2 separate regions of the Homo sapiens genome follow, and region 2 is linked to region 1. A link is a loop called in an ENCODE intact Hi-C map of the cell type or tissue named here. Cell type or tissue: PC-9. All regions are shown on one strand. Each heading gives the region's core, and the rest is flanking DNA. Links, peaks and the distances in the headings are about the cores only.

Evidence for each region. Hi-C counts contacts between places; a loop is a spot of excess contacts. Peaks named below come from ENCODE experiments on the same cell type or tissue, not always from the same donor. Only the 100,000 strongest peaks of a DNase experiment are listed, where the experiment ranks them.
Region 2: it touches region 1 in a loop (6-fold over the local background); 3 of 110 quality-filtered maps call a loop at or near these places.

Annotation. Positions count from the first base shown.
Region 1 is chr2:160,640,357-160,656,460 of GRCh38, reverse strand. It overlaps LOC105373718 (a long non-coding RNA gene), which reads left to right and starts at 7,939. Exons shown (of 3, transcript XR_923526.3): 1 at 7,939-8,091; 2 at 8,258-8,347. In PC-9, for the core only: no CTCF peak of the experiment used is centred there; DNase peaks (open chromatin) are centred at 6,060, 8,000, 8,340 and 9,180; H3K4me3 peaks cover 2,656 bases; H3K27ac peaks cover 3,590 bases.
Region 2 is chr2:160,576,267-160,592,370 of GRCh38, reverse strand. The region is part of intron 2 of LOC105373718 (a long non-coding RNA gene); the gene reads left to right. Among named protein-coding and RNA genes, the nearest start is that of RBMS1, 91 kb to the right of the region's middle. In PC-9, for the core only: no CTCF peak of the experiment used is centred there; DNase peaks (open chromatin) are centred at 9,090 and 9,390.

The DNA.
Region 1 (16,104 bases), core at 5,355-13,354:
GATGAGATAGGCTTTCCAGGGTCAATTGAAAAATGAGAAAAGGAAAAAGAAGTGGAATGAGGGGGAAATAAGTCAGGGAGGCTCTGTGGGGTGGCAGTCTCCTCTCAGACCCCGCTTATATCCTGTCCATTGAAAGAAAGGAAGAGTTCTGAGAAACAGAAGTCCGAGTTCACAGAAGCCTAGAAAAGCTGATCTCAGAGATCTAAGAAAACACAGCACTGCCTCCGAAATAGTTAAGGACTAGATTCCCTCATTTAACAATGTATTAATATTTTTATGGATATTGATACATTATAGGGTTCTATTGGTGAGTTCATTGCAGTCATGTTTAACTTAGGGAGCATGAGGATACAGTAACAGGTTTAATTGCAATTCTACATTTGTATAAAATTCTGGTCCTTCTTACTAGTGATCTCTAGGCTCCCCACCCAAAGAGGGATTGACCAATCTCCATTTCCCACCCCTTACTTATCAGCATTCCTCTGACCTCCTGGCCACATGCAACCAGATACGGTCTCCTAAGGCAGACCCTGGAAGACCTCCTGGAGAGGAGGTTCATGTCAAACCAGACTAAATGCTTGCATGCTGATCCTTCACTGCATTGGTAGCAGAAGCCTCTTAACCCCATTTTCTGACCTCTGTGGCTTGCCTTGTAAGCCCTCTGTGACTATACAACAATGGGCATTATCTCTCATTTGTGTTTTCTTGATCCTAACTTCTTTATGAATCCACTTTTTTCCATTAGTGGCTCAAGCCCCTAAAATCTTATTAGTAGGAATGAAAATAATATCACCTCCTGAGGCTCATCAGTCACTAATGAATTGACTAAAGCCCTGAGGTTTTCAATACTTCAAAATAGGGGGTTGATGCAATAGATAGATAAATGTGTGTTTGATCAAAAGGGTGAAGAATGGGAAATACCAATGGTAGAATAGAAATATACAAGAAAACTTGTAAATTGACAAGGCAATTAAAGAATGAAAAGTTGATCAAACTTACAAAAATAAGAAGAAATAAGAGCACAACAAATTACTTCCTATGGATGGTATAAGATCAAGTATACCAATTGTAACACGGAATGTGACCAGGTTTTCCTATTTAAAGACAGATATTTTTACTTTGGTATTTAAAAATAGAAGTCTGAGCTATATGTTGTTTATCAGAAACACATTTTCAGTAATAATAATTTTTTAACGAACTGAAAACAAAATGGAGGGCAAAATAATATTAGGCAATCACAAACAAAAATAAACAGCATAGGCCAGGTGCCGCGGCTCATGCCTGTAATTCCAGCACTTTGGGAGGCCGGGGCAGGTGGATCACTTGAGATCAGGAGTTCAAGACCAACCTGGCCAACATGGTGAAACCCCATCTCTACCAAAAACACAAAAATTAGCCAGGTGTGGTGGTGCATGCCTTTAATCCCAGCTACTCGGGAGGCTGAGGCAGGAGAATTGCTTGATCCCTGGCAGCAGAGGTTGCAGTGAGCCGAGATAGTGCCACTGTACTCCAGCCTGAGTGACAAAGTCAGATTCTGTCTCAATAAAATAAAATAAATAAATAAAATAAACAGCAGGAGAAATATTAATTTCATAAAAGTTAAATTTATGATTCAAAGCACTAAGCAGGATAAAGACAGAATATGATGACTAAAGTCACAAAAGTTATATAAGTCATATGTGGGAGCCTGCCTGGGAATACTGGGTGCTATAGGCTTAATAAATAATTAATTATTTAAAAAGTCACATCTTCCAAAGAAGATAACATATAGATCTACATGCACAAAACAGCATATGAACAAGAAAAATCTTTAGAAATGCAAACAGAAAAATATTTAAAAGTGCAATTACAGCAGGAGACTTTAAAATCCCTCTTTCCAAGTGGTTTGATTAGTAAGAATAAGAATAAGAATAGGCCAGACGTGGTGGCTCACACCTGTAATCCCAGCACTTTGGGAGGCCAAGGTGGGTGGATCACCTGAATTCGGGAGTTCAAGACCAGCCTGACCAACATGGATAAACCCTGTCTCTACTAAAAATACAAAATTTGCTGGGCGTGGTGTTGCATGCCTATAATCCCAGCTACTCAGGAGGCTGAGGCAGGAGAATTGCATGAACCCAGGAGGCAGAGGTTGTGGTGAGCCGAGATCATGCCATTGCACTCCAGCCTGGGTAACAAGAGCGAAACTCCATCTCAAAAAAAAAAAAGAATAAGAAAAAGGAATTAAACAGTACACTGAATGAGCTCATAATAATATAAGTAGAGATTCTTTAACTAGACAATATCCTTTTTCTTCCTACATGCACATAGCACATTTACAAAATCAATTTTGTACTGGCCAGAAAACAATTGCCCTTAGCAAAAGTTTTAAAACAGAGGCTTTTACAGGCCATATTCTGTAATCATAATCCAATAATATCAGAATAAATCATAAAAATACCCAAACAATTGCACCTACTTGGAAATTAAGACCCATACTCCTAAATAATCCTTGAAAACAAAAGTGGTTGCTAAAAATGGTATGCAGTAGAAGAGACCCGCACCTTGCATGTACACAGCCCTCCCTGAGAGATAAGAAGTCATCCTTCATTCTCATCGGTCATTTTTATCTTTAGCAAAGCATCCACACCTATTCATCTTATCTCCTGGTGTCTGTCTGGGATTGATATTTACTTGTTTATTTATTTATATCACTGATTTGTTCTGTTAAAAATAAACCAGTAATTCAAGAACAAATTAAACTGTCAACTTTTTAAAATCAAATAAAGCATGTGGTTAGTTTTGGTATTTTCAAATATGTAGTTTAATGTAGTTTTATGCATTGAAGTTAATAATGTGAAACACTTAGGGCAGGGCACAGCAGTGTGTCCCACATGCAACATTAGTTATTGTGTTCATACCTCAGTCCCTATCTCCTCAGCTGAGTAGAAAGTCCTCCCTCCCCAGCCCCAACCAACCTGTAGGTTCCTCCCCTAATGTGCTCCAAAGTCTCCCATGGTGCCTTTTTCTCCCTATAGGGCCAGTTCCCATTACTCCCAATTCCTGGAGCTGGAATTTGGACATGTCTCCCTGAAGCTGGAAATACACCAGAGAACGTCTTAGAGCAGCTAGAGCTTCCCACATAGCACTTGGCCCAGCTCCTCCTTTCTAACTGTGCTTGTTGCCTTCTCGACAGAAACACAGGAGGGCCTTCTTTCCAGCTCTCTGAGAAATGGTCAGGAAGTAGAAATGCACAGCCCTCTAATTTCAGGTTCCAATGTCTGCCCAGAGTTCCCAAGCATGTAGGCCTCATGGAAATTACATTCTAATGCAGGAGACAGAAAATAAACACATAAACCGATAATAATATAATAACAGGTAGTGACAAGTGCTATGAAAAACATACAGCAGGATAGACCAATCAGGATCCAGCCAGGAAAACAGTCCAATAAAGAGTATTCCAGGATTTAATATGGGAAATTAGAACAGTGTCAGAAATGCTTAAAGAGCAAACATGACAATAAGGCAAACTGGGAATTTGCAATTGCCTATTGGGCTGGAGAATAAAGGAAAGAAATGGTATTATTGAAGCCCAGAGGCCAAGGCCACTTCGCAGATGCTAGAATCATGGGGGAGATGCAGCCATATCTGGAGATGCCACCCAAAGGAGAGAAAAGGTGAGAAATCTCCTGGGCGTTTCCACTTCCTTCTTTCTCCTCTCCCCCAAAAGAGTAATGACCAAAGTTAACTTGAAGCCAACTGGCAAAGGAGGCTAGGAGATGTGATTTGCAGAGATCAGCCTCCGCAGTAGAGAGAAAGTGGAGGAAGGTGGGGCATGGGTCTGAGATGAGACAGACAAAATCCCAGTTTGCTGATAGAGGGATTGCCAGTGGTGACAGATGATGGGAGGGGACTATTTTAGAGAGGATGGTTAGGAAAGATCTGTGAGGAGCTGACATTTCAGCAGACACCTGAATGAAGTAAGAGAGTAAGTCATCTAAAGATGTGAGGAAACCACACTGGGCAGAGGGAGGAGCCAATGCAGACTCTGAGAAAGGAACTAGCTTGGCACGTTCAAGGAGCAGACAGGAGGCGGATGTGGGTGGCGCAGAATGAGCAAAGGATAAAACAGCAGGAAAGGAGATCAGAGAGATGGAAGAGGCCAGAGCATGCAGGGCCTTCTAGGCCACCACGGCCAGGAACTTGGAGTTAGTGACAAATGTGATGAGAAACCACGAGAATATTTTGCATAATATAGTGATGTGAACTGATCAACATTTTTAAAAGATTATGTTCCTATTGAAAATACAAGTACCTCAGTTGCTGAGCACACACTTGTTCCTGTGAATCTGTGTCGTTCTGCCTCCCATCCTGCCCCTCTGGTGCTATCACAGCAGCCCTGCAGAGCCAGGGTTCAAGGCCTCTTCTCAGAGCCCAAGGAAAATGCTCCTGAGTGTGCCCTTATCTTTGGAAATGACTGGTTGTAGTGAGAGAAAGATAACCTCTGACAGTCTCTGTGTAGCAAGACCACATCTCTGAGAGATGATTCCTGACACTAGTCAGGAAGGCGGAACTAAGTTCACTACATCAGCCAGGGGTCCAGACTGCCCTATCAAGAAAAAGAAAAAAGTCTTTTAAAAAGATTCTGTGTAGGTTGTAAGAAACTTGTAATTCAATGTCCAAAGCCCTCCTACCTTAGCCACTTCCCTGGAAACTCTTACAATTATGGCCCTAAACTCCTCATACAGGATATTTGTCTGGTTCTGCTGAAATATCCAGCCCCAAAGAGCACATCCTCTATTAGTCACATACTAAACTGTTAAGCAGAACATCCCACGACTCCCATCTGGGACTTGCAAGCTTGATACAGCACAATTACAGTGTGGGCATAGTGTTACTTTTTCCAGAGCAGCTCTATCACCACCATTGTCTGTCAAGCAGTCAGATGGAAGCAGGCTTGAGGGGGATGATGACTGAATTTTCCGGGTTCTATCAATAGCAAAGCTGTCTACTAGTTGGGATCAGAACTATGAAAAGGTCAGAAACATTTTAATGAGGAATACAGGTTCTTGGGGGTGAGGAATGCCAGATAGTTCTCTTCCCACCGGAATTCCAGCTACTAGGATTCATTCACCCTGTTCTTTATAGAAAATTAACTGGAATAAAAATATAAAGAAGTTTCATGTGTCAGAAAATATTATTCTCATTATTTTCTTCAACATTTAACAATATAAAAACCACACTTAGAGCCATATAAAAATGAGCAGTGGGTCATTTTTGACCCACTGGTTTGGCCTATGGGCCTCAGTTTACCAACTCCAGCCCCAGGATGGAGTCTAGCAGTTGACAAAACCCTTCCTCCATATAGAAAGCTTCTCATAGCTTGTTTAAATGTGAATGGAAAGCCAGAGATCACTAGACAGGTGAGGAAAGTCTCTAACAGAGGAGTAGGAAACCAAAATTTAAAAACAGCAAAAAAAAAAAAAAAAAAAAAAAAAAAAAAGGAACTTGCAGGGAACAAAACCAATGCAGAGAATAGGAAGAAATCCGCCCCTAGTCACATGGGTCCTCAAAGGGACTCATGAAATGAAAAAGGAGAAGTGTCACAGACAAAAGATCCAGAATCAGAATGCCATTGGATTATTCAACTCCAGCAGTGGAAGCTAGAAAACAATGGGGCAATTACTTCAAAATGTGGAGCAAAAATGATTTCCAACCTGGAATAGGTAGCAGGCCTTGAGAATAATCAGACTGCGTTGGAACATGAACATGGAGAGTTAGGAATGAATTAGTGAGTGTGTATAGATAACCAAGCTAACAAAAGAACAAACAATTATTAACAGGGAAAACAAGAAGGTCAACAAGAAAGGAAATATAATAATACTATACCACATGACTCAGCTGTGACTAAAAATCACATTCAGAACAATACAAACACTGAAGTGTGATCTACCTTGAAATTATATAGTTCTGTAGAAAGTTAGGGTGGAACTGAAGAGGGCAGATATTTAAGAAAGCTCAATTCTCATCTTCCATGGTATACAGGAAGTCCAAAGATAATATCTAAAACAGGAAAATCAAGTAAAAGCAGTTTAAATATGGGATTTTGAAATATAGAGGAAATACCTAAAGAATAACTCTCAAGAGTTGAAAGTGGTTATTCCTAGAGACTGAGAATGGAGGTTGGAGAAGAGGTAACTCTGTTATTTATGTGAAATATGCAATTTGGCGTATAAAGTTGAGAGTCAAATGAAACATTCAGCTCTAATGCAAAAAAATAATTTCCCAGAACTATAGTTTAATGGTGACCAGATTCTCTGATTTTCATAGGATATTTTTCCCCATCTTTGAATCTAATTTTGTAAAACCATTCCTGTAAGATTAAATTTCTTGAATAGCAATGTTACAGGACCCTTGCAGTGTTGCTTCACCAGCCAGAAACCTCTGTGGCCAGCGGCGCCTCTGCCCGAGTTTTGCTGTGGCCCACTGAGCTCATTTTGCCCACTTGGCCTGTCAGGCTGCGCTTGGCTCCCTCTACCAGCTTGGATCCCATGCCTGCCAAGGGCGAGCCAGGTGTGGAGAAGTGAGGGGTGTGTGAGAGAGCGTGGGATCCGGCCACTGTGCACAGCCAGGCATACCAGCTGCAGCAGGACAGGCACCTCTAGGCACCAGCATGGGCGCTAGCTCCCTGCGAGGCTGTGGCTTGACGAGACGTACCATAAGCAGCTTCCACGGCTGACACTGGGGAACATAGTGTGGCACCCAGAACCTTGGAGATGCCCAGAACCACAGAGTCCTAAAGCGGGTATCACAGCCCTGGCTCAGGGATCTCCTAGGTCTGGGGTCCCCAAAGGGCTGCAGCTCTTTTCTCCTTCTCTCCTTCTTGTTGCCCGCAACATGGTGGGCAAAGGTCGTGTTTCAGCCCTGTTTGTGCTACTGCTCCTTCAGCCCTGCCATTCAGTGGGTCCTGAGTTCTTATCCTGCCTCCAGGAAGAATTAGGTACACAGACAAGTGGAGGGTAAGGAAGATGAAGAGGAGCTTTTTTGAGCAATAGGAGAGCTCAGAGGAGACCCGCAATGGGCAGCTCCTCTCCGTAGCCAGTGTCCCGACGAGTGTTCAGCTCTCAGCACAGGGTAGCTCTTCTCTACAGCTGGTCGTCCTATCATTTCTTTAGCTCTCAGCAGAGAGGGTCGTCCCATTGTCTCCCCAGCTCTCAGCAGAGAGGAGACTCTGGCGTGGGCAGCTTCTCTCTGCAGCTAAGTCTTCCCATTGTCTCCTCTAGTCTGGCTGAGTCCGGGCTTTCACGGGCCTCAGAGGGGAGGAAGTGTACGCTGATTGGTCCATGGCCATGGGAAGGCCTGGAAAAAGGCACCACAAGTTCCCACTCTTGTCCGCAGGACTAGAAGCCTGGCCCCCAGGCTTCAGGACCTCCCTGGCTTCACGGGGGACCTGTCCCCCTCCCCACAGTAGTCTGTCTGCTTCTTGCCACTGTTCATGGCGCCCAGGCTGTTTGTGCCAAGGGGCGCCTGCAGACCAGTGCCAAGCTGCCCTCAGTGCCCCCTCAGTCTCCCTCCCAAGCTTGTTGGCATCCAAAGTCCAGAGGGGGCCTAGGTGGCAGGGGGCTGGCTTGTTAGCATTGCCCTGAGCGTGAGCACACCTAGCCAGGTTGTGACAGCACCTGGGCTTGTCTTCAACTTTTCTCTGTGATCAGAGCAGGCGCTAACAGAGGGGAGAAGCCAGGCAGTGGGAGCAGACACCTCCGAGCCTGTAGGGGGAAGGGAAAGCTTTCCCGGGCCCGGGAGAGTACAGTTGTGCCTGGGTCCCCAGCAGCAACTTGGACAGCTGCAGCCACGCCTGGGAGGGTAGGGATCCTGCCTGCTCCTGCCAGCTCTGTGGAATGTGGCACTGCCCCAGACCCAGCTCCACCTTGGGGCCTCTCTCTGCCCGCCCCTCTGTGCCTGACCGCGCTGCTCCCCCACCGGTGGGAGACTGGCTCAGCTCCCAGGGCAGTGGGTGAGGTGCAGGTGGCGCAGCACTCGGGCCAACCCGGCACAAATGAACCTGACGCTCCTAGGGCCGGCCCTGCGTGTACCAGCTGCGCTGTCGGCCAGGTATTCACCTCCCCCAGCATGCAGTGGGAAGTGAGGTTGAGGCCGCGGTGGAGGCCGGGCGCGAGAGCAGGTGCTGCCCGGCCGTGCGAGGGTGGGGGTGGTGCAGTCGGCTGCCTCGGGGACGCGGGGTACAGGGGACCCACCGCCACCACTGCTGCTCTCACAGCTGCTCCTGCTGCCGCCTCTTGCGCCTCCCCACTGCAGCCCACATGATAGCAGCGGCCCCTCCGGATGGCCTGCCGCTGCCATCAGCAAGGTGAGTCATTTTGTCAGTACTCAAAGAAGCCTATTTAAATGGTGTACCCCAGGATGTTCAGTGCACAACCTAGACAATGCTGTCAACCTGCCTCATACTTCTTACCTGCTCCATGTTTACAAACTATAAGATAAAATCCAGAACGAGTGGCACTGATTTGCTGAAATTAGATCATCTCTTTATGGAACAAGTTGTGACTGTTTTCATTTCATTTAGCCAATTATTTTAGAATAAGCTTACTACCAAAAACCTAATAAACCGTATGGAGACATTTATGGGTATGCCAAACCAAGCTAGAATGGAGCAAAGCAGTATCTGTGGCAAAGAGCAAGCTTCTCAGAAGTGCTTTCTAGAGGCATTTTCCAGTAGAGGCACTTTCTCTCCAACCGTCTGTGTTTGCACCTGAATCACATCAGTGTAGCCAGATGCCAAGTCTCTGAGAACCACTGAAGAACACTGGACACAGATTGATGTCAAAATGGGGAAGCAAACCAAAGCAAAAATGCTACTTAACCAGAAAACTTGGGTAGAAAACAGCTGTATGAAAAATGACATAGCCATTCAAAGCACTCTGCCAACGTCTTCCCAAAGTTAGCATACACCCCCAAACACAGTTGCAACACTGCAAGCAGAGACTGAGAGAAAAGAGGGTGGCACTGGGGCCAAAGCTGATTTTTTTTTCTCAAACTTTACTTTGCTCCCTGCCTCCCTGACTCTAGCCCCAGGGCCAGGACAAGGGCCAGGTAGCTACTCCAGCCCCCACATGGAGGAGCGCAGAGCCGACTTTCAGGTTGCATGAACAAACCACCTATGTTGGCATCTTAACAGGTACCAGCCTGCCAGGTTTTATTACCTCTTACACAAACAGGTCTAAAGACCGCAACTTCTGGGGAAGTGATAAGCTTCAGCTGGTTAGCTTGGTTAACATTCCTCTCCTTTCTTTCCTGAAATCCTTTTCCACCAGCTCTTGGGCTTTCTGGGCTGGGCTCTGCATTAAGTCCCTTAACAAAGACTCTCTTTTGTTATACAATTAACTAGACAGTGTCTTTTTGTTAGGTGCTTCTTAATATGTATATTATTGTCTTAACTGAAATATCCAGTGAATTTTAGCACCTGGAAAGACTGTTCTATGTCTCCTGAATCTACCAGATCAACTGTCTGTTCTAAATGTACCAGACACATGCGGTTAAGCAATTCACCCAGTCTTGTCTGAGTTTTGTTATTGTATTGTGCATTATTGTGCCTGATTGGCATGGTATCTTGGCCAAGAATGCAAAAAGGCAGTGATAGGTATAGCTCACTACAGCACACACACACTCATAGGCACACCCACAATACTTGCTGAAGCAGATGAAATTCTTGCACCGAAGCAGGTATTTTAAAAATAGCCCTCCATGGAAAATGAGTCCTTCCTATTAGCAAACAGCGTAATTTAGAATGCTTTGGTGATTAATTTCAGAAATGCTAATTGTGTTAAATTAAGAGGACTAGATACTGCCAATTGACGACTAAATAGACACTCAAAGACCTGAGGTAATATGGAAGGGTACATCTAAGTTTATTCTGCTAAAAAATATCTGGGAATGTCCTCATAATTGACTAACTTTTGGTGCTTCTTAGAAACAGTGTCAGTTTTTCCTTTTATCAAATGGCAAGAAATCTTCCTACCAGACTGATGGGACAGTAGTAAAGGTTTATATACAAGAGGCTAATACATTTCTTTTAAATACAATTATGTATTTTAAAAACAAAGGTACAGAAGTATAACCTATTGAACTAATTCTGCTAAGGCAGCTGTTATGCAGATGATAGTAGACAGTATCCAAACAGCACTAAATATTCATATTCGCCTGAACCATACATATATAGCAATCATGGCTCAGATTATTAAATAAATTTCATCTTTTAGATTGGTGCTTCTCCAGATTGGCCAAAGTCACCCAGGAACTTTTAAAAACTACAGATTGCCTGGCGTTCCTCCAGATGGCAATGTCCAGGAGTGAGTCTGGGTTTTTATTTTTTATAAGAGCCTTAATGATTCTGAGCTAGGTTTGGATCACTGACTTAGAAGGTCAAGATAATTGGCTCTTCATTTGTTGGGTCTGGTTACATTGCTTGTCTTAGAAATCAACAGATGCATCATCTGGTCATCAGTAATATATATGGTTGAGTCAGTCAATATTCATGCAAAAATTTTTCCTAAAATAGAATCTTGGAGAGATCCATCAATGTTTCCTCATCCCTGAAACTGCATTAAAGACCACTCTCTTGATCATCCCCAATCTGATAAATTTAATTTATTGTCAGGACGTAAGAAAGCTGGGTCAATAGTTTAAAAAGCCATTGGAAAATTTAATGTAGTCCTGTTAATAATTTTGTGTCTCAGGCCAGGTGTGGGGGCTCACACCTGCAATCCCAGCACTTCAGGAGGCTGAGGTGGGCGATTGCTTGAGCTCAGGAGTTCAACACCAGCCTGGGCAACATGGTGATACCCTGTCTCTAAAAAATAATAAAAACAATAATTTTGTGGCTGGATATTAGTTTGATAATTGCTCCAAGGCTTTTCCTCCTTGTGTTTCCACTTCCTCCTTCTCCAGTCTGTCTGTATCAGGCTTTCCTCCCTTGATTGTAGCTTCATTATCTCAGGGATAGAAAACAGAGAAAGGCTTCCTCCTGCTGTTTTTCAAAAGCCTAATCCCTCAGGAGAATGTATAAGACTAGAAAGCCAAAGTTAAGAAGGGACATAAATTTTAAAAGGAAAAAAAAAAGGGTAATCTACAAAAGCAGACAGAAGAAAGGGGCTACCCCCATTCCCCAAATATTAAAAATCATCCCTGGGCTAGGAAAGGAAGTAAGGAAGGCATAAGCCAGTACTCCAGGATGTGTAAGAGCCTGAAGCTGGCCACTTGATATTCCAGGCAAAAAGATCAGAGGTTCTGGATGTTCTTGCTTCTAAAAACTACCTGAGTCCCAAGCATGTGAACAGGGACAATGGCCTATTTAGCATTATCTATGTGGCCAGAAGTTGACAGCTCAGACACACTGCCACCCCCACCCCTTGTTTCTTACATGGTATAAGGCTCTGAATTAGTTTGCTATGGCTGCCATTACAAAGTACCACAAACTGGCTGGCTTATGACAGACAATTATTGTATCACAGTTCTGGAAGCCAGCAGTCTGAGATCAGCAGGTTGGCAGGGCCATGTTCCCTCTGAAACCTACAAGGAGAATCCTTCCTTGCCTCTTCCTAGCTTCTGGTGATGCTGGCAATTCTTGGTATTCCTTGGTTTGTAGATGCATCACAGCAATCTCTGTCCCCATTGTCGTAAGGCTGTCTTCTCTACGTCCCATTCCTCCTCTTATAAGGACACCAGTCATATGGATTAAAGGCCCACACTACTCCATTATAATCTTATCTTAAATAGTTATGTCTGTAATGACCCTATTTCCAAGTAAGGTCACATTGTAAGGTACTGCAGGTGAGGACTTCAACATATCTTCATGGGGGAGATAATTCAACCCATAACAAGCCCTTAAATCTCAACCCGACCCCAGAATGAGAAGGATCACCAAGAATTCCTGAGGTGAAATTTCCCACAAATTGGTAAGATCAAGACTTGGATATCATATTAAGTTAAATGAGAGAAAGTAAAAGGGGGAGTAAAAAAATATATCTTGCATACTTGAGTTTGTAGACTGAAAGTGCACTATAATGTTCATTTGAATATTTAATAGTCTATGAGGTGCTTAATTTTTTTTTTTTTTTTTTTTGAGATGGAGTCTTGCTCTGTCACCCAGGCTGGAGTGCAGTGGCACAATCTAGGCTCACTGCAACCTCCACCTCCCAGGTTCAAGCGATTCTCCTGCCTCAGCCTCTCGAGTAGCTGGGACTACAGGAGCATGCTACCACACCCGGCTAATTTTTGTATTTTTAGTAGAGATGGGGTTTCACCATGTTAATCAGGTTGGTCTCGAACACCTGACCTCAAGTGATCAACCCGCCTTGGCCTCCCAAACTGCTGGGATTACAGGCATGAGCCAGTGCGCCCAGCCAGAGGTACTTAATATTTTAACAATCTATTGTGTGCAATAGATCTGATACTTCCTGCAACAGCTCCCTATCCCCACCCTCCATGTTTATGTTTAGCACAGTGGAAGTACCTGTCAAATAGCAAATAAATCAATAAGTAAGTGTTTCATGAGATATTTCAACAGAAAACATACAATTGACAAGATATTAATACAACCTGCTATTTTTCTTTGAAGGTATCAAACTATTTAAAATAAAGTCAGTTTCTTTCATTTCTGAATCTGGTGCTACTATAAAAACCATTTCAGTTAAAGCAACCTAGTTTCATTTATGATGCTCTTTACAACTTTCATAGTTATTTTTATCATAAATTTGTTTTTTTTCTTCGTCTTCAAAAAGTAGATAGATCACTGGGGAGTTGCAATCTCTCCAAAAATTCTAAATGCAGGTACAACATTTAAAGCTCATTTGATTAAAATCATTCCTTAGAACAGTGGCTTTTTGAAAGGTTAATTTTCTTCTAATGTAGTCAGATTTCTGAATCAGAATGCTAGTGCTCCAGCAGCTGTATTTCAGAAATGTCAACCAAAAATTCAGACCCTTATCACCAACTAGGGAAATAAGTTACAGAACTCATGTCACTCTTAAGTTCTAGCAAAAGCACGTTATAGATTACACAGAAACATTTTTAAAGATGGGGCTTTGATTTGACTGACATAACATATTTAGTGACCTTGTTTCATGGATAAAAATAGGTAAACTTTCCCCTGTGTTCTCATCTTTTTGAGGAAGAAACATAAGGATAAAGTCAGATGTTTGCATTGTTGGGTTTGAGCTTCCCTACAGGGGGCATTTACAGCTTTTTCACAGCTCTTGAAGTCAGAAAAAAAGATTTAGCTTTAAAAAAAATACTGTGTGCACCAGTTAGAATGGCGACCATTAAAAAGTCAGGAAACAACAGATGCTGGAGAGGATGTGGAGAAATAGGAACGCTTTTACACTGTTGGTGGGAGTGCAAACTAGTTCAACCATAATGGAAGACAGAGTGGTGATTCCTCAAGGATCTAGAACTAGAAATACCATTTGACCCAGCAATCCCATTACTGGGTATATACCCAAAGGGTTATAAATCATGCTACTATAAAGACACATGCACGCGTATGTTTACTGTGGCATTATTCACAATAACAACGACTTGGAACCAACCCAAATGTCCATCAATGATAGACTGGATTAAGAAAATGTGACACATATACACCATGGACTACTACATGGCCATAAAAAAGGATGAGTTCATGTCCTTTTGCAGGGACATGGATGCAGCTGGGAACCATCATTCTGAGCAAACTATCACAAGGACAGAAAACCAAACACTGCATGTTCTCACTCATAGGTGGGAATTGAACAATGACAACACTTGGACACAGGGTGGGGTACATCACATCCCCAGGCCTGTCGTGGAGTGGGGGGCAGGGGGAGGGATGGCATTAGGAGAAATACCTAATGTAAATGATGATTTGATGGGTGCAGCAAACCAACATGGCACATATATACCTATGTAACAAACCTGCATGTTGTGCACATGTACCCTAGAACTTAAAGTATAATAAATAAAAATAAAAATACTGTGTGCATGCATGCATGTGTGTGCATATATGTATGTATGTGTTCAGAAAAAAATGTTTGAGTTAACATCAATCTGAAAGACACACACCCCCAGTCTCTGGCTGTGAAGGAGAAACATCATCTTTAGTGCTACTATAAAAGATGTCCAGCTGTTCAAAAACAATTCGAGCCCATGAAACTAGTTTTAAAAATTAAATTCTTGTTTCTGAAATCATAAATATATAAGTCAAAGATAGAAGCTATAACCCACAAATAGATATGAGTTTAATTTTTAGTATCTGTTCAATTCATATCCATCCTACCACTTCTTTCCGCATGTTTTAGTATTATATGTTAGGACTTGTAAGACTAGAATCACAGGGCCGGGCACGGTGGCTCACGCCTGTAATCCCAGCACTTTGGGAGGCCGAGGTGGGCGGATCACCTGAGTTCGAGACCAGCCTAATCAACGTGGAGAAACCCCGTCTCTATTAAAAATACAAAAATTAAACCTGCACGTTGTGCACATGTATCCTAAAACTTAAAGTATAATAATAAAAAAAAATACAAAAATTAGCTGGGCATGGTGGCACATGCCTGTAATCCCAGCTACTCGGGAGGCTGAGGAAGGAGAATTGCTTGAACCCAGGAGGTGGAGGGTGTGGTGAGCCGAGATCACGCCACTGCACTCCAGCCTGGACAACAAGAGTGAAACTCTGCCTCAAAAAAAAAAAAGAGTAGAATCACAGAAAGATAAGTTTGAGGTATTCTATCCCTCCTTCTTCCACCTGAACTCTTAAATCGTTCTTAGATATTGAAGTTGGAGGGTTTCCCAAACCATTGTGTGTGGGTATTTTCTTTTGAGTGTGCAAGGCTTGGGGGGAACCAGAAAAGCACAGTTTACGAGTCTCAGCACAGTTCTCTGCCTTTCAAATGTTGACTGGACAATGAGATAGAATTAGAGGAGCCCACAAACATTTGACCCTATTTTTGGCAGAACACTGGAAAAAATGCCTATGTCCCAGCCTTGACCAAATTCTGTTTGGTTTCAGAGTAACCAAAGGATTGAAAGGAGAAATACTTAGTGCTCTCAGGGAAAAACATGACGGGGCTGAATCGGAGTAGAGTTCCACAAAACTAAATTATCATATTAGTTTAGGTGACCAAGGGCATCTCCTTTATTCTAGAAACAGGCTAAAAAAAAACAGTTATTTGCTCCAATCTTATCCTGGTCAGTGACTGTGAACTTCATTAAATGACTGATTTAGAGACTGGAAATCACTAATGAAGGTATAAGGTATAAAGAAGGTAGTTGGGGCTAGTATGTTATTCCACTGTGAATTAAGGATTATCTATATTTAGAATACTTTCCTTTTCTGTCCAAATCTTAATTAAACTTTTTTGAAATATGAAACTTTAAGAAAATATGTGGTCATGGTCAAATAAAAGTTTTGGAAGTAGGACCATGAGGGCAGATTTGAAAATAGAATTAGCCATCTATCTATTTAATAAACAAACATGTAAGACAATATAGCTCCTAGTTATTATGCTAGGTGTTAAACATTCAAACATGAAAAGAGACCTATCTTTAGAGAGCTTAAAATGTAGTCCAATTTAGCAATAAAAAAGAATGAACTACTGGTAACTACTACAACACAGATAGACCTTGAAAACCACTATATACAGTAAAAGAAACCAGTCACATAAGACCACAGATCATATGCTTTTATTTATGTGAAATTTCCAGAATAGGCAAATCTATAGTGACTGAAAGCAGATTAATGGATGTAGGAGCAAGAGGGAAGGGAAAATGGGAACTTTCTGCTAACATATACATGGTTTTGTTTGAGGATAATAAAACAGATTGTGGCGATGGTTGCCCACTTCTGTGGACATATTTTTTAAAATGTAACTGTACATTTAGATAAATATGGTATTTAAATTATATCTCAATAAAGATGCTTAAAAATATTAGTAGATACAGATACATTCTTAAAATGTCATAAATGGCATGATTAGCTTTATGCTGAAAGTGATGAAAAAGGAGACTGGGCTTGGTGGTGCATGCCTGTAATCCCAGCACTTTGGGAGACCGAGGCCAGCAGATTACTTGAGTTCAGGA
Region 2 (16,104 bases), core at 5,061-13,060, 64 kb after region 1:
TATATCCATGTAATGGAATATTATTCAGCAATAAAAAGAAATGACATACTGATACCTGATTCAAAATGGATGAATCCTGAAAGTATCATGCTAAGTGAAAAACAGCCAGTTACAAAAGACCACATATTGTATCATTCTGTTTATATGACATGTCCACAATAGGCAAATCTATAGAGACAGAAAGTAGATTAGTGGTTGCCTAGAGCTAAGGGTGATGGTTGGGGACAAATAAGAGTAACTGCTAATGGGTGTAAGATTTTTTTTTTTGAGATAATAAAAATGGTCTAAGATTGTGGTAATGGTTGTGCAAGTCCATGAATATACCAAAAAATATTGAATTACACGATTTAAGTGGATTAATTATAATGTCATGTGAATTATATTTCAATAAAGCTATAACTAAAAAGAGAGAACGAGAGAATTAGGACATTGAGAAGAATAGTTCTTTCAACGAGTTTGCTCTAATTGGGACAGAGAAATGGGACAGCAGCCTGAGAGAAATGTGGGGTCAAGGAATGACTAGTTTCTAAATGAAAGATATTACATATGTTCGTATTTTAGTTAATGTTCTAAAGGATGATGATGAAAGAGAGAGAAAGCACACTTGCAATTAGGCAGGAAGTGATGAGAGCTATTGCAAAGTAGAGGAGGTAGCCTTAAGTCAAACCCCATAACTTGCAGTTCAACTCATCCATTGCAGTAGGGCTGGCAGAAAGTACAGTTACAGATGCAGAAATGTTGGCAGATTTGTGCTGTAGGCATGAGAAATTCTTTGTGAAAAGGGAAAGGGGGGAGTTGATGTTTTGAAGAGACGAAAGTATAGAATAGTCATTTAGAAGAATAAGAGAGTCGTAAAGTGAATAAAGTGCAGAAATATACTATTACTGTCAGGTAGCATTCAGAGCCTAACAGTTTGTGCTTACATGTTTAAAGTGAGACCACTCAGCACAGCTGAATATATTTATCTTTCAGAGGCTTAGGGGTGTGCCAAGAGTAGGAAGGAAGGTTGAATTTTACAAAGGTGTAATCGGTGAATACTTGGTGGGCTGGGTAACAAACAGTAAAAAGTTAAGCCAGTGGATTAGAGGTCCTGGAATGGTGAGAGATTTGTCAAAGGGAAGATACTGGAGGGAAGGAGAGGGAGGAAAATAGGAAGGACCCAGGGAGGAAGGAGGAAAAGAAGGAAAGAAGACAGTGTTAAAAGAAAAACTTCAGCTGAATTAAATTTAAAGGAGTTTAATTGAACAATGAACGATTTGCAAATCAGGCAGCACCCAGAATCACAGATTCAGAGAAACTCCAGTGCAGTCATGGGGTGGAAGAAGATTTACAAACAAAAAAAGGAAAGTGACATACAGAAATCAGAAGTGAGGTACAGAAACAACTGGATTGGTTATAGTTCAGCATTTGCCTTACTTGAACACAGTTTGAACACTTGACAGTATATGAGTGGTTGACATATGGCTGCTGGGATTGGTCAGGACCCAGCCACTATTATAGGCACACACTTCCAAGTTAGGTTCTCAATCTTGTCTACCTATTAACTTATGTTGTAATTCGTCCACAAAGGACTCAAATAGAGAAGTACAGAGTCCTTATCAGGCCATATTTAGTTTGCTTTAATGGAAAGGAGGGGAAGGGGAAGGGAGGAGGGGAAGGGGAAGGGAGGAGGGGAAGGGGAAGGGAGGAGGGGAAGGGAGGAGGGGAAGGGGGAGGGGGAGGAGAAGGGGGAGGAGAAGGGGGAGGAGAAGGGGGAGGAGAAGGGGAAGGGGGAGGGAGAGGAGAAGGGGAAGGGGGAAGAGGAAGGGGGAGGGGGAGGAGAAGGAGAAGAGGAGGGGAAGGAGAAGGGGGAGGGGAGGGGGGAGGGGGAGGGGAGGGTGAAGGGGGAGGAGGGGAGGGGGAAGGGGGAGGAGGGGTGCTAAATTCTTCAGAGAATGAAGGACAGTGACCTAAAATCAATAGTTATCTGAACCAGGAAGATTAGTGTGTGCTTTAAAGACACTTTAAGGGAGGTGAGACACTTTGCAAAGAATTATTTTAGGAATTTTAGAAAGAAATTTTATTAAAATTTTATTGGTTTGCAAATGACAAAGAGGAACTAAGAGGATGACTTGCCCACCTCCAGTTCCTAAATGAGAAAACAGGTGCAAGAAACACAAAGACCTCAAGGACAGCCAGGTTTCAGTCACAGGAGTATTTCCTAACTTGTTCTTTATTATTACCCCCCCTAAGGAGCCTTTTTAGGTATTACCCGATTGTCCCCTGTGAAATTGTGAAAGATCTATGTTTTGTATGTAAAGAGTATGATTTTTTCACTGCCCCTGCCCAACAAGAACTAATTTTTGCCCACATTGAGAATTCATATATTAAAGCAAGAACGTAAAGGGAGTAGTCAGAGAAGAGGTTGAAAATAAATGAAGCCCGTTACTGGAAATACACGGATACAGGCCCATTCACTCATATCACTAAATTTCTTACTTAATCTATGTTCAATTAGTTAACCAAAGAAACTTTAGGGCCGGGCGTGGTGGCTCGCGCCTGTAATCCCAGCACTTTGGGAGGCTGAGGTGGGCAGATCGCAATGTCAGGAGATCGAGACCATCCTGGCTAACATGGTGAAACCCTGTCTCTACTAAAAATACAAAATTAAAAAATGAGCCAGGTGTGGTGGCGGGCACCTGTAGTCCCAGCTACTGGGGAGGCTGAGGCAACAGAATGGCATGAACCCGGGAGGCAGAGCTTGCAGTGAGCCGAGATCACGCCACTGCACTCCAGCGTGGGCAACAGAGCGAGACTCCATCTCAACAAAAAAAAAAAAAGAAAGAAAAAGAAAAGAAAGAAACTTTAAAAAGAGAGGGGAAAAAAATGAACAGGTGGAAGTAAACATTGAAATTATGAGCCTCCATTTGCAGCCAATGTCTGGTTCTCCATGATGGGGGAGGTTATGATACAATAGATGCTATCTTCATACATCTCAGTATTTTTGCATCCCAGGTACAACTGTTGGATATCCTTAAAAATGTTTTTATTCATGAGAAGAAAACACTAGTCATTTAATACCATCTATATTTGAAAAGCATACCAAAGATAGTTCTGTGCTTTAACCAAAATGACATGACATACATTTTGGGGGGTAAGACCTCAAAAGCACAGATGACAAAAGCAAAAATATACAAATAGGATTATATCGAGCTAAAAAAACTGCTGCACAACAAAGGATACAGTCAACCCAGCGAAGAGACAGCCTACAGAATACAAGAAAATATTTGCAAACTATCCATATGACAAGGGATTAATAATTAGGATACATAAGGAACTCAAACAACTCAATAGCAAGAAAACAAATGACCTGATTTTTAAATGGTCAAAAGACCTGAATATACATTTTTCAAAGACCCACAAATGGCCAACATTTGAAAAACTGCTCAATATCACTAATCACCAGGGGAATGCAAATCAAATTAATGAGATATCATCTCATTCCAGCTAAAGTGGCTAATATCAAAGACAAAAAATAAGAATGTGGAGAGCAGGAAATGCTAGTAAACTTCTGGTGGTAATGTAAATTCGTGCAGCCACTATGGAAACCAGTATGGAGTTTCCTCAACCAACTAAAAATAGACCTACATATGACCCAGCAATCTGCTTGGTATATATCCAAAAGAAAGAAAATTGGTTTATTGAAGAGATATCTGCATGCCTGTTTTTTGTATCATAGTTCACAATAACCAAGACATGAAATCAACCTAAGTGTCAATCAATGGATGAATGGTTAAAGAAAATGTGGTGTGCATACACAATGAAATATTATTTAACCATAAAAGAGAATGTAATCCTGTCACTTGCAGCAACATGGACGGAACTGGAGGTCATTATGTTAAGTGAAATAAGCCAGGTACAGGAAAACAAATATCATATATTCTGACTCATATGTGGAAGCTAAAATAGTGGATCTCATGGAGGTAGAGAGTAGAATGATAAATACCAGAGGTTGGGAAGGATTGGGGGGAAAAGGGGATAAAGAGGGGTTGATTAATGCATAAAACAATTAGATATTAATAGAAGGAATAAGTTCTAATGTTTGATAGCACCACAGAGTGACTATAGTTAAAAATAATTTACTGAATATTTTAAAATAGCTGGAAGGGTAGATTTGAAATGTTCCCAACACAAAGACATGATAGATGTTTGAAGTGATGTATATCCTAATTACTGATTTGATCATTACACAGTGTATGCATGTATCAAAATATCACACATGCCCCATAAGTATGTATGATAATTAGGTACCAACTTAAAAAACATTAAAAGAAGTTTCAGAAGACTTTCAACTTGAAACTAGGCTTTCAACTAGAGAACCATAGCTGCAAATGTCAACATAGTCCATCTTTCACTCCTCATGCTTCTGATCTTACTTTACTGTATTATAGGACTCATTTTCTCTCTCCCTTTCTACTTCCCAGTCTGTTCTCTTCTGCATTTCTTCTTATATATTCTTAAAACTTCAGTCAAAAATCTCCTATCAGCCAGAACTAGAAGAGGGGGTTATGAGCTAGAGGTTGAAGCCTGACCTCCAAATGCTAGCTGATCAAACAGCAAGCAGAAATCCAGCACTTCTGTCCTCTTGCACTCTGCTTAAACAAGGCATTTGGTTCACAAAGTGAGCCTTGTTAACCAACCAATATCTTTGCTAATGATGGACCAACAAGGACCAATGCCTACTTAGGCATACTGTACCATTTGGAAGACTTTGAGGCCGGATTCAGTGGCTCGCACCTGTAATACTAGCACTTCGGGAGGCCGAGGCTGGCAGATTGCCTGAGCTCAGGAGTTCGAGACCAGCCTGGGCTACATTGTGAAATCCTGTCTCTACTAAAATACAAAAAAAAAAAAGTTAGCCAGGCATGGTGGCATGTGCCTGTAGTCCCAACTACTCAGGAGGCTAAGGCAGAAGAATTGCTTGAACCCAAGAGGGGGAGGTTGCAGTGAACCGAGATAGTGCCACTGCACTCCAGCCTGGGTGACAGAGTGAGACTCTGTCTCCAAAAAAATAAAAAATAAATAAATAAATAAATAAATAAATAAATAAATAAATAAAAGACTTTGAAACAGGATCTTAGACAGATCAGCTCCAGATCAAGCATTCAAAGCACAAAGAGGATCACAGCACAAATGGCCATGTCAGGAATCCCATGCAACAGGGGCTTCGGGGTAGTCATCAGGTGAAAAGATGACTTTCAGGTGCAGCTGTATTTGGTCAGAAAACCCATGTGTGTCTGTGTGGTTTTTTGTTTTTGTTTTTGTTTTTTTTACCTACATTGTATGAAATAGATCAATTAAAGTGGCAAGTTTCTATGAATGCTTAGTAGTACTTTTTATTTGAGCGTTTCTATAGTATGATGTATTTGTATTTGACTTTTGTTATTCTCGTTATTTGGAGTAGCTTTGGGGAAGCTGATAGAGATTGTTGAGGGCCAAAGACTCACCCCATCTCTCTGTCACCACTTGAATGCATTTCTCAACTATGAAATGCTTAACTCGGTGATGGTTACACCAGATTCTCTGACTGAGGTCTACAAGCTCCATGCACTAGAAGCAGCCTGGAAAGAACAGCAGGGGACCCAGGCTCTGCAAACAGCAAGTGCAGGTGAAAATTAACTCCTCCTCAGCAAGCCATTGCCAATCCCTTTTTAAAATTGAGACACAATTCACATACCATAAAAGTCACCATCTTAAAGTGTACAATTCAGCAGGTTTTAGTACGTTCACAAGATTGTGATCATCACCACTAATTCTAGAACATGACTCCAGAAAGAAGGAAATCCTATGCCCATCAGAAGACATTCCCCATTCCTCACTTCCCCCAACACCTGGCAACTACTCATCTATTTTCTGTGTCTATGAATTTGATCATTCTGGTCATTTCTGGTCATATAAGCAAAATCATAGAATATATAGTCGTTTGTGCCTGGCTTCTTTCTTTACCATAGCGTTTTCAAGGTTCATTCATGTTGTAGCATGTATCAGTACTACATTTTTTACGACTAATATTCCATTATATGATTATATGACATTTTGCTTACCCATTTATCCATTCATCACTTGATAGACATTGGATTGTTCTTTTTCACTCTTATGAATAATGCTTCTATGACCAACCCTTTTTGAAAGGAAGCTTCTGGAGCCCTAGAATTCTTAAGAAGAACTCCAATTCTCTTGCAAATACCTTTTCAGCATCACCATTCTCACTAGCCCCTCTCCAGTTTTACCTCGTCTCTCCTTCTTCACTCTATCTCCTTCAAGTTTATGGCCACATGAGGCAGGAAATGAAGGTCATGACCCAGGACTTCCTTCCATGGAGCTTGCAAAGAAAAGTGGTGAGAAAGGAAGAGCAGCCAGAAAAAGGAAGAGAAGTAGCAACCAGGCATCCACGCAGTGGGCCTGAGGGATCTGGGTGGGAACAATGCCTCTGCGAGGAATGGGACTAGCAACCCAAGACTGGCTCCTAGCAAGGCTGCGGTGTCCCCATGACCCTGGGTACTGTGCTTCCCTTAGTGGGAGAACAGATATAAACACTAGTGGCCAAGTTCCTCAGCTCTAGGCAGTCAGGCCCAAAAGGGGAGTGATAATAAAGGCACTGCCCCAGTAGGTCTTCTGCCCTTTGACAGTTCCACATTTTACCTACCCTGGATCCATTGTCTGCTTGTCATGTCATTTACTCTCTCCTCTCCCAATCCCTCTCCCAGCAAGTTTGATTCTAGATTCATCCATAAACCTACACATTCACATCTGTGCTTGAGTTGGACCCCTTCCTGCTATGAACTCCCTAACTAACCCCTGACCGCCCCGATCCTGCTATTCCCTTCACAAATGCCTCCCTATGCCTTGCTTCTGACCCTAGCCTGCCCTGGCCCTGGTTTTGCTGTTCCCAGCTTGGCTCTGACAATTCCTAGTGATCTCACCCCATTGCTGATCCCAGATGGGACAGTTGTGTTCAGAAAGGTCATCAGTCAATGGGGTGTTTGGAACTCAAAGAATTTCCTCATAGAAAAAAATCATGATAAATAGTGGTATGGTTCCCAGGCCAAACCACAAAGGCCTATTTAACCAACCATGGTGCTGGCATGGCTGTTCTAAGCCACAGGGTCCCCTAAGTGAGAGTGACATGGAGGGAAATAGGCAAGAGAGTAGAGGCCCCTGGCAACTTAACAATTCCCATGGAAACATGGAATGAGGGAAATTCCAGTGGGAAAAAAGGCAAGGAAGAGATTGAGCAGTATCCCATAGGTCATCCAAGGAGAGATGAAGCACTCAAGATGCAGAGCAGAGGGCACCCTGCCTGGAGAGGGTTTGCAAAGTAGAGACTATTGCAGACTGGACTGGGAGGAGTCCAGGGGCAAAGAAGCAGAGGCCAGCCCTCTGAACGTTCATAAGCAAAACAGCATTATTGCAGGCCTGCCCTTGCTGAGTACCTGCCTTCCTGCTAACTCTGTCCCTGTCTCTCTTCCTGTGAAATTCCTGATTCTTCTCTGGCCCTTTGACCATCTCATTCTGCTTATTGGACATCCCTGATAGCTGATAGATGGCTTTTTGCATAGTGAGATTGGCTTTCACTGGTTTGCTTGTTTTTTTGGTCAAGGGGCCAATTGTCTTGACTGTTTCACATCCACTCCATTCCATGTCCTTACTTTGAGAAAATGCACCATGAGTTCCTTTAAGGGAATCCCTCTCTCTCATTGGATACAGACTAGGGGGTTGTTGATCAAGGTACCATGCCCTCCTCTAACAACAGATCTACTATCCTGTCTTTCTAGCTCACCTTTCAGCCTTCCTTAATCTTCAAAGGCCTCCCTAGCCTTTTAGTGAAATGCTTTGTGCTTGAGCCCACTAGATTTGCAATCAATGATCTCTCACACACACAGGATATCAAAGCGTTCTGCTTACGGCTTGATACTTTCTAATACACTCCCTGAATGCTTGCTGATCACTTGGCCCCAGTTCACTCCTGCACAGACCCTGCAGTACCACATGTGCCCTGCTTGCCTGGCACCTCCAAATGGCTGCTGCTTGGGGCACACTGTAACCTGTGCTATTGCTCTTCCCTGTGAGGTTTGGGCTGAAATGAAAGCAAATATCCATTACAGTTGCCTTCTTAGCCCCCATCATGTCTTCCCCTTCAAAGTACACATTCCATTCCTCTAGGCCCATGTATCTCAGAGTCACGTGGGCGACATAATTAAATGCAGACTCACAGGCCCCAAGCCCAGGAATGCTGTTTCAGTAGGTCTGGTGTGGAGCCTAGGAATCTGCATCTCTACAAACACCCCAGGTGACCACACAGCCCATGGTCTGAGAAATGCTGCTGTGCAGTGAGTCCAGTCACGCCACACGCCTGTCAGCTGAGCTATTCACTGGGGCTGCCTGAGCTGTTGCCCTGACCGAACCCTTCTTTTGTGAGATCGCAAGGCTTTGGGTAAATATTCTTTTTACTTTCATGGGTAGTGACAGAGAGAGACACAAATAGAGAAATAGTAACAGGAACAACAGATAATAGTTCCAGCCCCAGGAATCAACTGGCAAATTTCAAAGTTAACAGTTTTTGCCAAGCTGATTACTGGTCAAATATTTTTTGACTGGCAAGGTGAGAGAAAATCTGCATATTGATAAAACTGTAGATATGTTGGTGGAAAGATATACACATTTACACCCATTCTCTTTATGTCATCATTTTACAGTACGAAGAATAAAAACGCATGTGCACAATGAGTTAGCCAACCTACCTGATCAAGGGGAAGCAGAAATAACTCAGAACCTCAGATCTGTAAACATCTAGTATATTAACACTGTCCCAGAAAAGGCTTTGTGTATCAGACTATGAGGAAGACCTGCATCAAAGGCAGGAGGAGGGGACGACTGCAGAGCACAAAAGGATTTTCAAGCCCTCATTTCTGTCCTGTGCAATGGAAAATAGCAGAAATGTTGGCAGCAAGACAAAACAAATGGTATTTCAGACTCTTGAAAAGTATTATATTACATGCAGTTCCTAATGATATCTAGTATTAATCTAAAACTAACACCCAAGGTCAACTCTACAGTATGTTTTATGATTACTAAATGATACAACATTCTGAATGTCTGGGAACAGACATTTTTGCATGGGAGATGGCCTAGAGAGCTAGTAAGAAGCTTGTTTTTCTTTGTTTCAACATTTTCCTCTCCAACTTCCTATCACTCCCTTCTTTAAAGAAGAAGAAGAAGGAGGAGGAAAAATAAAACTATTTGTAGTAACTGCTCTAGTTTCTGCCCTTAGAAATCTGCTCTATTTATTAACTACTCCTCCGGTGAAGAAATTCCACTGAAATTCCTTCAGGGCCTGGCTGCCTTTCAGCTTCTCTCTGCACATTCCTGCCTCTATGTATGTCACCATCTTAAATAGCTGAGCCTTCTGTGCTTTAATAAGGTCTCTCTATAATCCTTTTTTTTTTTAAGAACACAGACCTAGTTTTGCTAAATTTCTGAATACCTTGGATTATAAAGCCCCCATAATACTAATTAATTTCTGTTCTACCTTGTCTCTGTCCTCACTGGTCGGCTAATAACATAAGGACCAGAACTGACCTCATTATAATAACTTCTTACATTTCTTACAGCATAATGGAAATGATTCCTCCAGGCTGGTATTTGAATTACATCCCCCTCCCTCCTGCTACCCCCCCATCCCCAACCCCGAGGCACTATGTTAAAGATTTAGATGTGCATTCTTCACAGATTTCAATTTTCTGGGTCCCAAAATTTGGGTACTAAATTTTTTACAAGGCATATTCTTTTTCTTTGCAAAGTTCATGACATGTCCAAGCATTGCACTGTCTGCATAGAAAACTAAACATTGTTACGCATGGTTCTGAATTACCATCAGCCAGAATTTATCAAAAAAAAAAAGAAAGAAAGAAAACTGTAAACATCCTATTGTCTTTCTTATGACAGGGGCTTGCTTGAAAAGAAGCTTTCAGAAGCTCTTAGTAAGAGCATCTCACCCCTTAGGGTATAAGGAGTCAGCAAACATTTTATCTTGATTTTACCCAGATGGAGGCTTTTGAGTTCTGGTCCTATGAGAAAATCCCAGAACTCTCTCCACAAATTTAGATTAGTGACGTATTTCATAAATGCATCTTTTCCCTTCCCCTTCCCCACTCCACTCCCCTTCTTAAATTATCTCCAGACCCTTGTAGCACAAACTAGTCTTGGAGCTGGATGAGGAATAATTTCCAGTGTTCTATACCACTGTAGGATGACTGTAGTTAACATTAATATATTATATACTCTCAAATAGCTAGAAGCAGGATATTAGATGTTCCCAACACAAATAAATGGTAAACATTTGGGATGATGGATGTGGTAATTATTCTGATCTGATCACTATACATTCTGTGTGTTGAAACATCACTGTGTATCCCATGAATATCTCTAATTATTATTTTTCCATTTTTTAAACTTTTTTTAAAAAATCAGTATTGGAGCAAAGAATTGACTGGCTCTTTTTGCTGATTCCTCAGCAGGATGAAAAGTACCCCTGTCCACATATTGGGACCCCTTCGATTTTCTATTCAAGTGGCTTTCTGAGGTTTTCCGTTGAGCCCTGGTGCACACTCAAGGCAATCGTTCTCTATATGAGCTGTCTGTGTCATCCTGAATAGTAATCTTACTTGGGGCTCACCAGGGCCCTCCTCTGGCTCATTCTTGCCCTAGCTCCCGCTACCAGTGATTTTTAACTTGTTGGTTTACATGGTCATGATGTCCCACATGGCTTGGGCTATAATTTTCTTACTGACTTGTATTCCACAGCTCACATTCAACCTCAATGATACCCTTAAATCATATCACATAAACGGAAACTGAATAGTTGGAGGGAATTATTTAGACACTCCGTTGGAGGCTGTTATATTGGAGGATCTCCCTACTACATCAGGCTGTGGCAGCCAGGGATTTTGTCACATAGCATGATTTTCCATCCCCTTTGAAACACAGCCCTCTTTCCTTTGAGGAGCTCCTATGCTTGCCCCTGTGAAGCTAGAGACAGAGCTTTACCACTAAATCACAGGGGGAGGCTCACATGGGCTGGGTCAGGCCAGTCACAAGACGTCATCTCCCCACAAGCCATGTGAGTCAGAATCTTTCCCTGAGAATGATACTCAGATGCTAGATGTAGGTTTGGATACAATGGGTTGGTGCAGCTCTGGAGCTAATGATGGCCATCTTCTCTGCCACATGGAGAGGGTAGAGAGGGCCACGCTGCAAAATGAGGCTCAGCGGAGGCAAGAGACAAGAAATGAGTCCACGGTTCTTATCCCTAAGGCTCCAGCACTTAAAGCTCTTCTGTGAGCCACTATATCTTCTTGAGCATTTTCTGTGAGCTCACTTCTGTGAGTCTTCAGTATCTTAAAATCAGAGCTAATTCATTATTTTATGCTTAAGATCATTCATCTTGGGTTTCAGTCATTGCAACCAAAAACACTTTGTCTAAAACCTCTTCCCTTGGGAATGATGGAAATGTACTAGAGACTGCATTGTTCCAAGGAAATTCCAAGAAACATAAGATAATGCCAGTCCTTGCCTAATTAGGGTGAGCACAGAATAGGGTGAGTACTAGTAGACATCGTGGGAAGGTCTATGGCAAAGGTATTAGAAAGCTTCCAGGTAAGGAAGTGAGCCACAAGATCAGTGATAGCATAAAATGGCTGATGCAAAAAAGGAATAAGAGGCAGGAGCTACAGTATTGAAAAACAAAAACAGAGAAAGCAGCCAAATAGAAAAGATGAAGATAAAAAACAGCTATAGGTTTAACCACAGAAGACAAGAAATGTCACCTCATTGCAAATACGTCTGACCAAATTACATCCAGAAATGTGTTTTCAAATGTAGGTTTTAAAGGGAAAATAGGGGGATGACATGCTTACATTCCAAGGCAATACCACCATGGCCAGAGCCAGGCCAACCACAACGTGGCTCCAGGACCTCGGTCCTGTAGGCTGTTCCAGGGGGACCATGAGGTGCAGACTGTGTCTAACAGCCCACCGATCAGATCACCTCAGCCACTCTCCTCCCAGGTACTCCCACAATTAAACCAGACATTTGGAGGCCCCCAATCTTTGGCTTTATGTTGGCCATTTCATTTTGGAAATGTTTCTTAATTTAAAAAAAATTATTAGTGGAGCAAGGAAACATTCTTGGCTTGCAGCAAACAGAAAGATAATCAAAATATAGTTAATTCTATTTGAAGGAGCTTAGATGCTGATGGGAGGGCTGTGTAGATAAGGAACTCACTTAGAGGGAGAGGGAATGGTAGGGTTGTCCCTGATGGTGTTCACTGACCTCAGGATAATGCCTTTAAACACCTCCCTGCAAGGCAGACAGCTAACTGGAGAAGGACACAGCCTCTGAGGGCAGGCAGCCCAAATCCAAACCTGGGCTCTACCTCCCACTGATACAATCTTGAGCAGGTTGTATGGCCTCTTTGTGTCTCAGCATCCTCACCTGTAAAATGGGGAGAGCAATAGTATGCATACCTTAGAGAGAGAGCTATTGTAAGGACTAAATGAGTTACTATGCATAAAGAGATTTGAACAATACCTGATATATGGTAAGTGCTAGGTAAGGGCCATAAAAGTGCTGGCAAGTATTGTTACAATCCCAGCTGAGTTGGAAATAATTGACTGCTACGTGGCTATGAGGTAGGACAGCAGGACAGATTTTAAAATTCTTTCCCAGAAGAGCAGCTTCTTGTGGCATTATGTGTTCAGAGAGCAGCTTAACCCTGGACAGATCCAGGGAATATCAGGCACATCCTTTCATTGCCTCACTCCTCCTGTCTCAATACATATCGTACTCTCCCATCCCTCTTCAATGGTTATTTCTGCAAACAATTTTATACTTTTCAACAGTGCAACGTTTTTGTTTGAAAGAAAATCTGAAATGTCATCTCCCCAATGTAAAAAACAATAAGCATTCTTTTATTCTCCTCAGCACCCCATTTATTTCCAAACTGGGTTTGGTTGGTTGGTTTTGATTATTTCATTCATTCATTGGTTTTATAGTACCAAGAAAATCCAGATTCTCAGAGATAACAATTGCAAACAGTACTTTTTTAAATTTAACATCTTACCTTGCATTCTTGGGAAACTTCAAGTAAATAAAGATGGCAACAAACTCTGGCAAAACTGGTATATAATATAGTTAAAAATGTGTATTTTTAAATATAAATTTTAATCTAATTAAAGTATACTTTAGGTAAATTCTAACCCAATATTTCAACACCCTTAATTTATAGCCTGTAACCTTGTGGTTGGCAAAATTCTAAGATAGTCCCCAAGGTTTGTAACCCCTGATATATACACTCTATTTGTAATCGCCTCCCCTTGAGTGTGGGCAGGACCACATCATATGTGAATATGATGGTATATCACTCTCATCAGTAGGCTGTTATGTGGCAAAGATGAAGCGATTTTGCAGATGCAAATCATGACCCTACTCAATCAACCGTACTCAAAAAGAGGTTTCCTTGGGTGGGCCTGACCTAATTAGGTAAGCACCAAAAAGAGACTCAAAGCAACAGTGGATAGTCTCCACTATCCTTGAAGAAGAAAGCTGCCAGGCTGTGAGAGGACTACATGGCTAGGACCTAAGGGAAGCCCCTAGGGAAGCAAGGAACACTTCCAGCCAAAAGACAACAAGAAATGGCGACCTCAGTCCTACAACCACAAAGGACTGAATTCTGGCAAAAATCCTTGAGCTGGGAAAGGATCCTGAGCCTCAGATGAGATCAAAGCTCTGGCCAACACTTGAATTTCAGCCTTGGGGGACTGCTGAGCAGAGGACCTAGTTACTAGGACTCCTGACCCACAGAAATTGTGAGCTAATAAATGGATGTCATTTTATGCCACCAAGTTGTGATAATTTATTGTTTACCAATAGAAAATGAATATGATCTCTACAGAAGACAGTATGTGCTCAATATTAGAGAATGCCCAGCTAGTAGTCAGGGTATCCTAGGAGACTTTCTTGAAGTTAATATGGGTATCTCAGAAAAAAAGCCACTACTCAGAAAAGCAAAATTAAAACCCTCGTAAAGTCATCCATGAGAGAAGGAAGCCCAAGGAACTAACAGCAGTGTTTATAGCCCAGGAAAAAAACGAGTGGCCACGGACCTAATGGAGGTGTTGAAAATACCTTCTGTGCACACATGGAGAAAAAATGAATATAAGACATGAAAGAGGGCTACAACATTATAAATAACATTTGTGTTTTATACCAATTCCTAAAATACACACTTATTGAAGTTTAAAAATTAAGATATAAAAAGAAAATATTTTGATGTTGTTGTAATCACATGTATTTTGTATATTTTGTATTTTGCTTTTTTTTTAAGTTCAGCAGTACATGTGCAGGTTTGTTATATAGGTAAATTTGGGTCATGGGGATTTGTTGTACAGATTATTTCATCACCCAGGTATTAAGCCTAGTACCCATTAGTTGTTTTTCCTGATCTTCTGCCGCCTCTCCCCCTGACCCCCCCCACTGTGTGTTATTCCCCCACATGCGTCCATGTCTCATCATAATTTAGCTCCTACTTATAAGTGAGAACATGTGGTATTTGGTTTTCTGTTCCTGCATTAGTGTGCTAAGATTAATGGCCTCCAGCTCCATCCATGTCCCTGTAAAGGACATGATCTCATTCTTTTTTATGACTGCATAGTGCTCCATGGTGTATACGTACCACATTTTCTTTATCCAATCTGCCACTGATGGGCATGTAGATTTATTCCATAACTTTGCTACTGTGAATAGTGCTGCACTAAACATATGAGTATCTGTGTCTTTGTGACAGAATGATTTATATGCCTTTGGATATGTACTCAGTAATGACATTGCTGGGTTGAATGGTATTTCTGTTTTTAGGTCTTTGAGGAATCACCACACTGTTTTTCCACAATGGTTCCACAATGGTTGAACTAATTCACACTCCCACCAACAGTGTAAAAACATTCCTTTTTCTCTGTAACCTCACCAGCATCTGTCATTTTGTGACTTAATAATAGCCATTCTGACTGGTGTGAGATGTTGTCTCATTGTGGTTTCAATTTGCATTTCTCTAATGATCAGTGATGTTGAGCTTTTTTTGGTATGCTTATTGGCCACACGTCTTCTTTTGAAAAGTATGTCATGTCTTTTGCCCACTTTTTAATGAGTTTGTTTTCTTGTAAATTTAAGTTCCTTAGAGATGCTGGATATTAGGCCTTTGTCAGATGAATAGTCTGCAATGTTTTCCCCCATTCTATAGGTTGTCTGTTTACTCTGTTGATAGTTTCTTTTGCTGTGCAGAAGCTCTTCAGTTTAAAGAGATCCCATTTGACAATTTTTGCTATTGCTGAAATTGCTTTTGGCATCTCTGTCATGAAATCTTTCCCTTTTCCTATGTCCAAGGTTTTTATAGTTTGAGGTTTTACATTTAATTCTTTAATCCATCTTGAATTAATTTTTGTATATAGTGTAAGGAAGGGGGCCAGGAAGAGAGCCAGACTTTTAACATAACAAATGTTATCCTGAGTCATTGCATTTTGTCATCTGCATCATTTTAAGGGGTGCATATTATTCCATCTCATGGCATGGGCTGTGATTTACTTAAACATTTTCCGATTGTTAGATGTTAAAGCCGTTCTAAATTTTAAAATATGTATTCTGAACCTGGGGGAAACTTTCAAGCATCAAAACCTATAGGAAATGGTGTTAGTTCATAGAGCTTCTTCCCTTGCATTTGACTACTCACCATTTTAAAAACAGTCTAAAATAAAGCTAGCAGGGGTTCCTGCTGAATAAAATCCTATCTTATCCTTAGAGTTTCCTCTGTCCTTGGGTATTCTTTTTGTTCAAACATGCTCTGACTTGATCCAGATTACTTATTTTCATTGCAATTTCCTCCCCTGGGAAATCTGTTCTTTCCTGGCCTGTCTCCCTCTGTCTCCTTTGTAAACACTAAAGTATGATATGAGATTTGTCCTAAGTAATGTTTACTTTCTCCTTTAGTAAAACGGCTCTTCCATCTCTGAGAAA